Regions from separate parts of the Homo sapiens genome. Here regions 2 and 3 are each linked to region 1. Evidence: chromatin contacts called from ENCODE Hi-C or POLR2A ChIA-PET data. All regions are on one chromosome and are shown on one strand. The core of a region is the stretch at or near the end of the contact, and the rest is flanking DNA. Distances in the headings are between cores, read along the strand shown.

Region 1 (2,662 bases), core at 60-2,559:
TCAAAAAACACAAAACACAAAACAAAAAATCTTGTATTGTAAAATCCAGATACAGAAAAATACACAGAGCAAACGTGCAGCTTAATGAATTACTCCAAGGCAAACACCTCTGTAACCATTGGTGGGACATTGCGAGAGCTCTCAGGAGTCCTGGGGAATGAGCTCCAGTTGCCTACAGTGGTTACCTGCTCCTTAAGTGACACACGCTTTACTGGCCTGCTTTTTTGGATTTCCTTTTCTCACTCATTTCAGGATCACCTTCCAAATAAGCCATATACCCAAATTCTCATCTCAGGGTCAGTTTTTGGTGAAACTAGAAATCAGGCCGTTTCTAAGGAAGTCTTCTTTAAAGAGGTGGCATTTGAGCTGAGAGCTGATTATTGAGAGGGAGGTGGCTCTGTGAGCTCTGGTCTAGTGTCTACGCAGAGGACACCAAGCAGGCCCTGGGACACAGCAATCCTGAGTGTGTTTGGAGCAGAAAGCAGCCCATGGTGGCTGGACCACAGGGAGAGATGGCCTGGGAGAGTCAGGCAGGAGCCTAATCATATGGTTTACAGCCCTGCGTGTGTGTGTTGGGGTTGGGGGGGGGGGGCTGGGTGTGTGTATGTGAGCAACGTGTGAGTCATGTGGGATGGGAGGCCCCCTTGCACTTTCCTTCTCAGCCCCTTGCCACCTGACATCCACACTCACACATCCTCACAGGCAGTTCCGTTTTGAAAACCTGATTTCATGTGGCCAGTCCAGTCTTAGGACAAATATATATTCATAGAAGGCAATTTAAAAAGCCAAGTCGGCCGGGCGCGGTGGCTCACGCCTGTAATCCCAGCACTTTGGGAGGCCGAGGCGGGCGGATCACGAGGTCAGGAGATCGAGACCATCCCGGCTAACACGGTGAAACCCCGTCTCTACTAAAAATACAAAAAATTAGCCGGGCGTGGTGGCGGGCGCCTGTAGTCCCAGCTACTCGGGAGGCTGAGGCAGGAGAATGGCGTGAACCCGGGAGGCGGAGCTTGCAGTGAGCCGAGATCCCGCCACTGCACTCCAGCCTGGGTGACGGAGCGAGACTCCGTCTCAAAAAAAAAAAAAAAAAAAAAAAAGCCAAGTCATCTCAACCCGAGCTACACTAGATGCACGGCTGTGTCAGTTACCAGAGTCCAGCTCGGTGTTGGCTAATAGTGGAAGCACAACTTCCATTGCCAAAGCTCAGAGACAGAAACTCCGGAGATGGAGCAGGCAGATAAGTGTGTGGCTGGCGCAGAGCCAGGCCCTCGGAGATGACGAGCATGTCTCTCACCAGCCCCTTCTGCAGTGAGTGGCTGTCCCACGGGTCTCTCCAGCTGCCAGGGGAGAATGAATTAGGGTGTTGAGAATTACCCAAACCCAAGGCTGGGGAGGGTGTGACTCCATCTAGGCCAGTCCTTGTCTTTGCTAATCCAGCATGACCCAGGCCTGCTGTGGAATATTTTGGAATATATTGGAATATTTGGAATATATTGACAGTGCAAGTTAAGAGTTTTGTTGATTAAAAAAAAAATACTCAAGTCAAATTTATAGAAACAGAAAGTAAAGTGCTAGTTGCCAGGGGCTGGGGGAGGGAAAATAGGGAGCTGTTTAATGAGCATGGAATTTCGGTTTTTCTTTTTTCCTTCTTCTTCTTTTTATTTTTTTTTTCTTTTTCTTTCATTTTTTTATTTTTATTTTTTGAATCTCAGATTTTCAAGATGAAAAGTTCTGGAGATAGGTTGCATAACAATGTGAATGTATGTAATACTCCTGAACTGGACACGTGAAAATGGTAACAATGGGCTGGGTGCGTTGGCTAATGCCTGTAATCCCAGCACTTTGGGAGGCCGAGGCGGGTGGATCACCTGAGGTCAGGAGTTTGAGACCAGCCTGACCATATATGGTGAAACCCCATCTCTACTAAAAATACAAAAAAAAATTAGCCAGGTGCAGTGGTGGGCGCCTGTAATCCCATCTACTTGGGAGGCTGAGGCAGGAGAATTGCTTGAACCCGGGAGGCAGAGGTTGCAGTGAGCTGAGATTGCACCATTGCACTCCAGCCTGGGCAACAGAGTGAGACTCTGTCTCAAAAAGAGAAAAAAAAAATGGTAACAATGGTGTATTTTATGTTCTTTGTATTCTATGATAATTTTTTTTTTTATTTCTTAAAAAATAAACTCAGACAATAGTTTGGGCAGCAAGCACCGACTGCCATGGTTTGGAACAAGTGTGACCTGTGCTCTGACTGCTGGCACTGTCCCAAATGACTGACTCCTGTAGCTTGGTGTTCCCAGTGGCATCAGTAACCAGCATTACCACAACCCCTGCAGTGAGTGACAGTGCTTTTCCCATCTGATTTCCAAGGCATCTCAAGGTCCCGGGAGGGAGGTAAGAAAAGATAGACAAGATAGATAAAGGAAACCAGCCCAGGGAAGGTAATTTGCTTCAGTCACACTGGCAACACAACCTGTCTTTCTTTCCTGTCCCTGGCTCTGAGATGCCTAAGGGGCTGCACTCCCAAGTCGGGGTTCTTCCTGGGCCCCCGGCCACCGGGTTTGACACCGGTGGCTTATTAAACAGCTGCTCATCATCCCCTGGTCATGAGGAGGGGGAGTCAGTGACTTGAGGCACTCACAACATCCAGATTCCTTTTGGCAAA
Region 2 (2,662 bases), core at 53-2,552, 62 kb before region 1:
AAAACTTACAGCATTTCCGTAGAAGAGATTCAGATAATTAAAAATAAAAGTAAAAACTAGTAGCATTTATAAACAATATAATTCACATGCATCCTAGGAAAGGAAGATTAAATTTGGGCAATCCATTTTTGGTTCTGTGAAAGGAAACTTCATAGTTGAAATAAAGGCTTAGAAAGCTTTTGCATAAGCTATAGTAAAAAGTATAGTATTACTGCTTGGATCCCATGAGATTGCTTTTCTGTGTCGGTGCTTAGAAAGCTCTTTTTGGCTGAGAACAGTTGCAGCATACACTTTTTTTTTTTTTTTTTTTTGAGACAGAATCTCGCTCTGTCACCCAGGCTGGCATGCAGTGGCATGACCTTGGCTCACTGCAACCTCTGCCTCCTGAGTTCAAGTGATTCTCCTGCCTCAGCCTCCTGAGTAGCTGGGATTACAGGTGCTGCCACCATGCCCGGCTATTTTTTGTATTTTTAGTAGAGATGGGGTTTCGCCATGTTGGCCAGGCTGGTCTTGAACTCCTGACCTCAGGTGATCTGCCCACCTCGGCCTCCCAAAGTGCTAGGATTACAGACGTGAGCCACTGCACCCGACCAGCATACACTTTTGACCACAAAAGTATTTTCAGAATTTGTGTTTTGTGGTTTCTCTCTAGCTTATAGGAAACAAAAACGAGACTCTTCACTCTAGTAGAAGTTAAAGATAGATTTTTAGGATTTTATGCTGGAGCCATGCCCCTATATCTGCCCTGAATAATTACTGAAAATTGTTTTCAAGGTTAAGCATTCTTTGAGGGATTCAGAAAAGGGCTCAAGACTACAGAAGTGCAGAAGATGGCTCGGAGTTACAACTCTAATCACATGCTTGATCTTTCTGGTGATCAGTCCCCTGCCCGAAGCTATCTGTGGGGCCACTATGCGTCACCACATTAGCTCAACAAAGATATTCCTGGCACTCAGGAAATTGCAAGGATTTTTGAAGATCTATGCCAGGAAAGGTGGGCAAAGACCAGTTATATTCTGTATTATACCATAGTAACCTTGGGACTATATTACTTTATCTTGCTGACCATCATTTTGGCACTTTTTAAATGAAGATGATAATACTTAATTGGCAGGATTGCCACAAAAGTTAAATGATGTTGGTAATGTATCTGCCACAGTGGTGTTAAACAGCACGTAGCTATTTAGTAATTGTTATCATGTTCATAAGCAGTTTGGTAATAGTAGTGGGAACAGTCATTAGGTCATAAAATCACAGAGTCATCCTAGAAGAAAGTCCCTCAGAGTTGAACAGAATCACATCGTCCCTTTCATAAGCAGATACAGATCTTTTCTCACATATTTCAAGAAGATGCTTGTCTTAGTCTGTTTTGTTTTGCTGTAACAGAATACCTGAAACTGGGTAATTTGTGTTAAAAAGAAAAGAGATTCAGTTCTTCTAGTTCAGGAAGCTGGGAAGGTCAAGGCTGAGTGGCCTGCATCTGTCAAGGGCCTTCTTGCTGCATCACCCCAAGGCGAAAGGGTAGAAGAGCACAAGAGCATGCATGAGAGAGCAAAAGGAAAGTGGCCTGGACAGGAAGAAACCATGGTCCCATGAGTAAAGGTGGACAAATAAAGTTTAATTAATTTTACCCTATCTTTGGACATTTATCTCAACTGCCTGAGCTAAACAACTGTTTTCTTCAGCCTACCAAAAAGCATTTTGTATAGCAAAAGATTAGTTTCACTGGAGGAAGTCTGGAGAAGAAAGAAGCAGAGAGAGGGGGGATCCTGGGGAGTAGGAAATGAGGGCCCTGTTTCTCTCAAAAAAGCCTCATTGAAGAAATACATTGATCCAGTTTTTTCCAGTATATGATCATCCTTTTTAAAGTGAGGAGCATAAATTAGTAAGGATGGGCTTAATATCTGTTAGTGGTGAGACAGAAAATGCTAAAATTATTATCTGTTTAATTGTTTGTACTATCTGGTTTTGATGTATGACTTGTCATATGTGCAGTATATTAATAACATCATACAGAAACATAGTTAACAAATGAGTAGACATTAAAAAAGAAAGAAAGTGGCCAAGCTGGGCATGGTGGCTTATGCCTGTAATCCTAGCACTTTACGAGGTTGAGACAGGAGGATCGCTTGAGCTTGGGAGTTTAAGACCAGCCTGGGCAACATAGTGAGACCTTGTCTCTATTATTTAAAAAATAGTGAGAGTGGCGAAACATATCCTTTTATCAAGAGTCCACTCCTGTAATAACTTACCCACTCTCTTGAAACCAGCATCATTCATGAGGGCAGAGCCCTCATGACCTAATCACCTTTTAAAGGTCCCACATCTCAACACTGTTTTATTGGGGATTAAGTTTCCAACACGTGAAATTTGGGGAATACGTTCAAACCACAGCATCAATCTTTCGTTTCCTGTAATAACCTATTCTATCGTTAACAGCCCGCACCATATTTTAAGTTTGTTTATTTTATTTTATTATTTATTTATTTATTTTGAGACAGAGTCTTGGTCTACTGCCCAGGCTGGAGTGCAGTGGTGTGATCTCAGCTCCTTGCAACCTCTGCCTCCTGGGTTCAAAGATTTCTTCTCCCTCAGCCTCCCAAGTAGCTGGGACTACAGGCACGTGCCACTACGCCTAGCTAATTTTTGTATTTTTAGTAGA
Region 3 (2,662 bases), core at 44-2,543, 40 kb before region 1:
AGCACACACATATAATCCAATTTTGTTTCTATGAATTTCCTGTAGTCATGGTGACATAATGATAATGCTTTCACACTTGTCCTTGGGATTTCATGAACTAAAGAGAAAAGTTGGATTGGTATTTATTTCTAGACATGCCAGACATGAGGCATGTGGTATTCAGAGCTTTATAGATTTGGAACCAGAGAATGATTGGCTCATTCTTCCTGCTGTGTTTCATTCAATGTATGGTACTCACACCAGAACAACTTTATACTTCATTCATCTAGAATTTCAGTGCTATTTGCCAAAATCATTAGGCCTCAGACCAAAGGGTGAATATTTAAAGTACCCCACTTCGGCCAGGCACAGTGGTTCATGCCTATAATCCCAGCACTTTGGGAGGCCGAGGCAGGTGGATCACTTGAGGTCAGGAGTTCAAGACCAGCCTGGCCAACATGGCAAAACACTGTCTCTACAAAAATACAAAGATTAGCTGGGTGTGATGGTGTGCTCCTGTAATCCCAGCTACTCAGGAGGCTAAAGCAGGAGAATTAGCTTGAACCCGGGAGGCAGAGGTTGTGGTGAGCCGAGATCGTGCTATTGCACTCCAACCTGGGCAACAAGAGCAAAACTCTGTCTCCAAAAAAAAAAAAGTCATCTGGCATAAATGGGGTGGGTAACAGAGAGGAGCCCTGCAGCTTCCAAGCACAAAGTTGTGAATATGGAAGAAGAAAAAAATCAAAAAAGACATTTCAATAGAGGTCAACTTTGGCCGGGCATGGTGGCTCACACCTGTAATCCCAGCACTTTGGGAGGCCAAGGTGGACGGATCCCACCTCCCGAGTAGCTGGGATTACAGGCACGTGCTACCACGCCCGGCTAATTTTTGTATTTTTAGAGAAATGAGGTTTCACCATGTTGGCCAGGCTGGTCTGGAACTCCTGACCTGGTGATCCACCCACCTCGGCCTCTCAAAGTGCTGGGATTACAGGTGTGAGCCACCATGCTGGGCCAAAAGCAACTTTTGTAGATTGTGGTTTAGACTGCTGCATAGTCAGTCCTCAGCCTCTGTCTGTGCCAACGGCAGAAGGGCTTTTGTTAGTTTATTCTCTTTGACTTGAGAGTGCATTTTTGCTCCAATTCTGACTGTGTCCTATTCTAAGACTTGGAACCTCATTGGGCAGAGCTGCCCAGGAGGAGCAGGACCCACATGCAGCCTCCCTGTGCCCTGTCTGCCTGCGTTGGCCTGGTGCCCTCTCAAGAGAGCTGTTAGCAGTGCAATTTCACATCCTTATCTTACCTCATCCTTCAGAGGTCATGAATGTTTTTGTTTAAAAAGCTTTGTTGATGGCTAAAGCAGGGCAGATTGAGAGGAAGAGGAAGCACAATATCTAATTTCAGAGGGGAGAAGTCACAAGGCAGACTTCCTGCCCATGTATGTTCTTTGTAAGTCAACAGAAAGTGAGGAAAATTGGCATTTTTAATGTTTACCCTTTTTATTTCAGTTTGCTGGCTTTTGACTTTAATTCCTCAGATTGTTTTATATACAATTTTCTCTTTCTCCTATTAACATCTGAAATATTATAAGGAGATTAGAATAAAGATCTTTAGTCCTGTTCTTAAAAGTCTGAAATATTTTGTAGGTCAAAGCAACTTCTTCATATCTTTTGGGATCTAAGTTTTGTAAAAGAAGAGCGAGTGGGCCAGGTACAGTGGCTCACACCTGTAATCCCAGCACTTTGGGAGGCCAAGGCGGGCGGATCACGAGGTCAGGAGTTCGAGACCAGCCTGGCCAATATGGTGAAACCCCATCTCTACTAAAAATATAAAAATTAGCTGGGCGTGGTGGTGCGTGCCTGTAGTCCCGGCTACTCAGGAGGCTGAGGCAAAAGAATCACTTGAACCCAAGAGGCAGGGATTGCAGTGAGCCGAGATTACGCCACTGCACTCCAGCCTGGGCAACAGAGTGAGACTCCATCTCAAAAAAAAAAAATGGAGACCAGCCTGACCAACATGGCGAAACCCCATCTCTACTAAAAATACAAAAATTAGCCGGGCGTGGTGGCATGCGCCTGTAGTCCTAGCTAGTCAGGAGGCTGAGGCAAAAGAATCACTTGAAGCAGAGAGGTGGAGGTTGCAGTGAGCCGAGATCACGCCACTGCACTCCAGCCTGGGCAACAGAGGGAGACTCCACCTCAAATAAAAAAGAGCGAGCCATATACTACTTTTTTATATTTTTTATTTGGTATTTCTAGTGATGATGTGGTGATAAGAGGTCTATCACTAAAAGCTGCCTGAGAAGTAGAAATTTTTTTTTTTGAGACGGAGTTTTGCTCTTGTCGCCCAGGCTGGAGTACAATGGTGCGATCTCAGCTCACTGCAACCTCTGCCTCCTGGGTTCAAGTGATTCTCCTGCCTCAGCCTCCCAAATAGCTGAGATTACAGGTGTCTGCCACCATGCCCAGCTAATTTTGTATTTTTAGTAGAGACAGGGTTTTTCCATGTTGGCCAGGCTGGTCTCGAACTCCCGACCTCATGTGATCCGCCCTCCTTGGCCTCCCAAAGTGCTGGGATTATAGGCATGAGCCACCACGCCCGGCCCCCAGATTTTTTTTTCATAACTTCTACTTCCTTTTAAGTGTCATTAAAATATCTCAGAAAACCAGAAACATTATTTGAT

What was found. Hi-C counts contacts between places; a loop is a spot of excess contacts on that map. ChIA-PET counts read pairs that join two places held with the same protein, here RNA polymerase II (POLR2A). Pooled maps may share reads with other maps.
Region 2: a loop to region 1 is called in a map with no recorded cell type, with 4 times the contacts of the local background. The contact joins two enhancer-like sites. A Hi-C loop is called at or near these places in 7 of 37 single-sample maps with no recorded cell type and 8 of 50 pooled maps. POLR2A ChIA-PET finds 5 or more read pairs at or near these places in 13 of 52 experiments (AG04450, GM12878, HEK293T and 8 more).
Region 3: a loop to region 1 is called in a pooled map, with 2.2 times the contacts of the local background. The contact joins two enhancer-like sites. A Hi-C loop is called at or near these places in 1 of 168 maps with a recorded cell type or tissue (heart right ventricle) and 4 of 50 pooled maps. POLR2A ChIA-PET finds 5 or more read pairs at or near these places in 19 of 52 experiments (A549, CD4-positive, alpha-beta T cell, H1 and 14 more).

Annotation. Positions count from the first base shown.
Region 1 is chr1:224,203,563-224,206,224 of GRCh38, reverse strand. No RefSeq gene overlaps it. Among named protein-coding and RNA genes, the nearest start is that of DEGS1, 22 kb to the right of the region's middle. RefSeq lists a silencer at 1,215-1,264. Within about 2 kb of position 1,309, at least 27 of the 41 ENCODE cell types and tissues checked have a DNase peak (open chromatin) inside an H3K27ac peak, as active enhancers do; they include OCI-LY7 and heart right ventricle, where a contact is called at or near this core.
Region 2 is chr1:224,265,336-224,267,997 of GRCh38, reverse strand. The region is part of intron 18 of NVL (nuclear VCP like); the gene reads left to right. Among named protein-coding and RNA genes, the nearest start is that of MIR320B2, 9.6 kb to the right of the region's middle. Within about 2 kb of position 1,302, at least 2 of the 41 ENCODE cell types and tissues checked have a DNase peak (open chromatin) inside an H3K27ac peak, as active enhancers do.
Region 3 is chr1:224,244,007-224,246,668 of GRCh38, reverse strand. All of the region lies in intron 19 of NVL (nuclear VCP like), which reads left to right. Among named protein-coding and RNA genes, the nearest start is that of MIR320B2, 12 kb to the left of the region's middle. RefSeq lists an enhancer at 966-1,015. Within about 2 kb of position 1,293, at least 20 of the 41 ENCODE cell types and tissues checked have a DNase peak (open chromatin) inside an H3K27ac peak, as active enhancers do; they include OCI-LY7 and heart right ventricle, where a contact is called at or near this core.